Regions from separate parts of the Homo sapiens genome. Here region 2 is linked to region 1. A link is a loop called in an ENCODE intact Hi-C map of the cell type or tissue named here. Cell type or tissue: PC-9. All regions are shown on one strand.

What was found. Peaks named below come from ENCODE experiments on the same cell type or tissue, not always from the same donor. Only the 100,000 strongest peaks of a DNase experiment are listed, where the experiment ranks them.
Region 2: a loop joins it to region 1, with 2.5 times the contacts of the local background. A loop is called at or near these places in 11 of 110 quality-filtered maps.

What each region holds. Positions count from the first base shown.
Region 1 is chr19:1,243,204-1,245,703 of GRCh38, reverse strand. It overlaps ATP5F1D (ATP synthase F1 subunit delta), which reads right to left. Exons shown (of 4, transcript NM_001687.5): 3 at 1,519-1,607; 4 at 879-1,389. The coding sequence ends at 1,267. Among named protein-coding and RNA genes, the nearest start is that of ATP5F1D, 2.7 kb to the right of the region's middle. RefSeq lists an enhancer at 857-1,016 and a silencer at 1,217-1,376. In PC-9, a CTCF peak has its summit at 1,158 (motif pointing left); no DNase peak of the experiment used is centred here; H3K4me3 peaks cover 486 bases.
Region 2 is chr19:1,182,628-1,185,127 of GRCh38, reverse strand. No RefSeq gene overlaps it. Among named protein-coding and RNA genes, the nearest start is that of SBNO2, 9.6 kb to the right of the region's middle. RefSeq lists enhancers at 1-264, 265-825, 1,036-1,235, 1,486-1,535. In PC-9, no CTCF peak of the experiment used is centred here; a DNase peak (open chromatin) is centred at 1,087; H3K4me3 peaks cover 342 bases; H3K27ac peaks cover 2,500 bases.

The DNA.
Region 1 (2,500 bases):
ACCGGCGGCCTCAGAGTCGCAAGGCCCCCAACGGCACCTCGCCTCAAGTGAAGCTGTGGCAAGTCACCCGCATAGTGCCATGACGTGGGAGTGAGCTGCCCGTCCGTGCTGACAGGCCCGGGGCGGCCTCTCTGTCACCATCCCAGCTCCAGTGACACAGGCAGGCCCACCCTCCCCACTCACCCCCCTGGAATTCCCTGCCTACCCCACTGCACAGGGCCCTGTCCCAAGGAAGGGAGGAGGTCAGGAGACCCCAGCCCCCGCCGTCCACACACCAGCTGGAGCCAGTGTTGCCCGCCCCCAGGGTTATGGAAAGGAGAAGAGGCAGGCCCAACGGGGCAGTGCCAGGGAGCCGCCCCCTCCTGGGCCCACCCCACTCCATCTGGGGCCAACCCAGAAGCCTAGGTGCCCACGGAGGTGCCAAAAACACTGCAGATTCGGCACCCGGCCAGGCAGGGCCACCCACAGGACCGGCTGGCACAGGGCGGGGCCAGCGTGGGAGCGGGTGGGGCCCGCCTCTTTCCAGAGGCTGGTGGGCAGGGCCAAGGGCCAGCAGGGCTCAGGGTCAAGGCCTGGAGACCAGGAACTCGGCAGAGGCGCCAGGAGCAGCAGGGACACCCCTCCCTGACCGATGTCCCCATCACTGGTGACCTTCACCCTCCCCACCGTTGTAGGGTGAAGGTCAGCAGCCTGCCCGCCTGGCTGCACCCCACCCACCCCCTCGAGCCTGCTTCCTACGGACCTCCAGGTGCCCTAAGGGACATAGTCCAGGGGAGCTCAAAGGCCCTATTTGCAAGGGACATGGAGGACGTGAGCAGGGGCCCAGGACGCTCCCGGCTTCACCGGGCCAGGTGGAGGAACAAGAGCCGAGCACACAGTCAGGCTTCCGGGTCTTTAATGGGGCGGGGGCTGGGGGCAGTTCATCCAGAGGTGGCTCCGAAGCTGAGGTCAACCTTGGCGGCTGGCTCTGCAGGGCAGAGGGGATGGTAAGCGGCCCGTCAGGCTGGGGGGATCTTGAGAGGCGGAAGGAGAGCCCCATGGGTGGCAGCCACAGCTCAAAGCTGAGGAGGAGCTTCCCTGGCCCAGTCCCCAGAGCTTTCAACACAGGCAGGGCCTGGGGCCCAGGCAGAAGCCTGCACTGCCCTCTGGTGGCCTCCTTGGCAGGCGCGGCTTCCCCAGGTGGCCGGGACCCCAGGAGCTGGCTGGGCCCACCTGGCATCCCTGCCCAGCCCCTGGCCGGGCCTCGGGACACCGGGTACGCACCGCCTACTCCAGGGCCTTCACCAGGGCCTCGTTGGCCTCGATTCGGATCTGGATCTCTGCCCGCGTGGCCTCGTCAGCTGTCCCCACCAGCTCCGCCTGGGCCTTCTCCAAGTTTGCCTTGGCTGCCTGCAAGGGGTTGAGGGGCGGTGAGGGGCCAGCAGCGACCCCAGCCCGGCTCCTGGTCCCCCAGCGCTCCCTCCCCCGCAGCCTGGACAGCTCCAACCTGCTGAGCCTCAGGTCCCCTCTGACACTCACCCCCAGGTCCAACATGTCCAGCGTCACGGCCTCTTCGGCCAACAACTGCACCGAAGAGTCGGCGTTCACTGCGATGGAACCGCTGCTCACTGGGGGAATGGGGCGGGGGGAAGGCGTGAGACCCCAAAGGGCTGCACAGCCTCAGGGACTCCCCTGGTCAAGTCCAGAGCCCCCTGTGAACCAGGAGCTCCACAAACATCCAAGTCTGTGTCCTGAGTGTGCAAACAGACCCACAGGACTGGCCCTGGGCCCAACATGGCGGGCAACTGCTAGAGAAGAACAAAACAGGGGCCGCAAGAAAGGACTAGAAGCTGGAGGAACCCCCAAAAGCACTGCCTGGGGACAGAGGCCCTCCCTCTGACCCACCACCCATGGGTTGAGCTGGGGTCAGGGCCAAAGGCAAGCTGAGTTCAAATCTGGCCACCACTGGAAACCAGTGAGGCTTAGAACTGCTTTTTTTCCTGCACAAATGACCTTCCTCCCCTAATCTGATCAGCCCTCCCAACATGGTTTTTTGAGGGGTTTTTTTGGCACAGGGTCTCACTCTTGTTGCTCAGGCTGAAGTGCAGTGGCATGATCTTGGCTCACTGCAGCCTTGACTTCCCCGGCTGAAGCGGTCCTCTTGCTTCAGCCTCCCGAGTAGCTGGGACTACAGGTGTGCACCACTACAACCAGCTAATTTTTTGTAGTATGGGATTTCACTATGTTGCCCAGGCTGGTCTCAAACTCCTGGGCTCAAGAGACCCTCCCACCCCGGCCTTCCAAAGTGCTAGGATTACAGGTGTGAGCCACCGCACCCAGCCTCGCCTGGTCAGTTTCTTTTTATTTTTTGTAGAGACAGGGTCTCACTATGTTGCCAAGGCTAGTCTCAAACTCCTGGGCTTAAGCGATTCTCCCACTTCAGTCTCCCAAAGTGCTGAGATTACAGGCATGAACCACTGGGCCTGGGTGGTTTTACATCTCTTGCTTCGACCATCCTACA
Region 2 (2,500 bases), 61 kb after region 1:
AAAGGAGGTACCACGATTATCCTCATTTTATAGATGGGCAAACTGAAGTGTGGGAGGTCATGTGCCTTCCTGAGGTCACAGAGCCCCGGGGGGGAGTGGCGGGATTTGAACGGTGGAAATCTTCACTACTTGTTCCCACACTCCTCTTTTGTTTTTTTGAGATGGAGTCTTGCTCTGTCACCCAGGCTGGAGTGCAGTGGTGCGACCTCGGCTCGCTGCAACCTCCGCCTCCCAGGTTCAAGCAATTCTCCAGCCTCAGCCTCCCGAGTAGCTGGGATTACAGGCACCCGCCACCAAGCCCGGCTAATTTTTGTATTTTTTGTAGAGACGGGGTTTCTCCATGTTGGCCAGGCTGGTCTCGAACTCCTGACCTCAGGTGATCAGCCTCCCTCGGCTTCCCAAAGTGCTGGGATTATAGGCTTGAGCCACTGCGCCCAGCCCTGCTCCCTGACTTTTGTTTCAACTCTGCCAGTCCCGCTTGCAACCCTGTGGACGTGAGAAGGCCTGCAGGGAAGGGAAAGCACTCTCCACCCATTGCAACCCCCCACCCCCCAGTTCTCACCTCCTAGAACCCAGATTCCCACTTGTGCCCTGTAGATGCTGGCCTGGGCTGAGCACTGTGGCTCACGCCTGTCATCCCAGCACTTTGGGAGGCTGAGGCGGGTGGATCACCTGAGGTCAGGAGTTCAAGACCAGCCTGGCCAACATGGCGAAACCCTGTCTGTACTAAAAATACAAAATTTAGCCGGGCGCGGTGGCAGGCGCCTGTAATCCCAGCTACTGGGGAGGCTGAGGCGACAGAATCACTTGAACCCGGGAAGCTGAGGTTGCAGTGAGCCGAAATCGCACCACTGCACCCATGCCTGGGCAACAAGAGTGAAACTCTGTCTCAAAAAAAAAAAAAAAATGATGCCAGGGCTGGGGCTGGGGAGTCCAAGTTTTCCCCAAGTCCCCGTGGGACGCAGCAGAAACTGGCCCTCAGAGGAGGTGGTCAGACTCCTCACAGTTCTCCAAATGCCCCCAGGCCCTCCATTGCCCAGCCCCTCCCGTGCTACTGGCACCTAGAATGAGTCAGCCAGGAGCGGCCCTGGCTTCTCTGGAATTTCCCTCGGGGCCGGGCAGCGGATCCGAGGTGAAGGTCCAGGAAGTCCCCACACAGGTGACATCAGCACTGGGCTGACCACTGCGTACACTCAGGGCAGCCATGGTGGGGCCTGGAGCCCGTTCCCCCTCCTGGGACCCTTGCCCTGCACTCACGTGGCAGGGGCCTGCCTGGGAAGGGCCAAGGTGTCTGTGTCCTAGGCTGCTCCAGCATCCGGCTTCTTCGTGGCCTGGGGACCCCCTCAGGGTGTGTCTGTTCTCTGTAGTGGCCCTGGCACCTGCAAGTGGGGCCTGGCCCTGGGTGGCACTGAGAAATTCATCTCGGATGAATACATGGCCCCAACCTGCCCTCCCCACCTTGCAGCCCCATCCAACGATCCAACGCCCCTGCCCTGCCCCCGGCCCTTTGCTCTGGCCCCAGCCCTGGCAGAGCAATCTCCTCTGGTGCCCTACTTCTGCCCGTGGCTCCCCACCGCCCCGGGGACAAAGCCACAGGACCTGGCATTTGAGGCCTCTGCCTTGTCGTCCTTAGATGTGGGCCCAGGGGGTGCAGAGTACCGGTTTGGGGGCATCCTGGGGGCCGTCTCCCCTCCCTCGCATTTTCTGTAGCTCAATCCTGGCTCATAATGAGCACCTGATAGGAAGTTCAGGCCGGGTGCAGCGGCTCACACCTGTCATCTCAGCACTTTGGGAGACCGAGGTGGGAAGCTCACTTGAAGCCAGGAGTTCAAGATTAGCCTGGGTAACCCAGTGAGACCTCTTCACTACAAACAAGGTTTATTTATTTATTTATTGTTTGTTTGTTTGTTTGTTTGTCGAGACGGAGTCTCGCTCTTTCGCCCAGACTGGAGTGCAGTGGTGCGATCCCGGCTCACCGCAACCTCCGCCTCCTGGGTTCAAGCGATTCTCCTGCATCAGCCTCCCGAGTAGCTGGGATTATGGGTGCGTGCCACCATGCCTGGCTAATTTTGTTTTTGTTTTTTTTTTTTAGTAGAGAAAGGGTTTCACCACGTTGGTGAGGCTGGTCTCGAACTCCTGATCTCAGGTGACTCACCCGCCTTGGTCTCCCAAAGTGCTGGGATTACAGGCATGAGCCATCGCGCCTGGCCAACAAAATTTAAAATTAACCAGGCATAGTGGTGCGCCTGTCATCCCAGCTACTCTGGAGGCTGAGGAGGGAGGATTGCTCCAGGCAAGGAGTTCAAGGGTTCTGTGAGCCGAGATCACACCACTGCACTCCAGCCTGGGCGACAGAGCAAAACCCTGTCTCAAAATAGAAAAAAAAAAGAAAGAAAGAAAAAAGAAGTTCAAAGTTTGGCTCTTTTTTTTTTGAGACAGAATCTTGCTCTCTCTGTCACCCAGGGTGGAGTGCAGTGGTGCGATCTCGGCTCACTGCAAC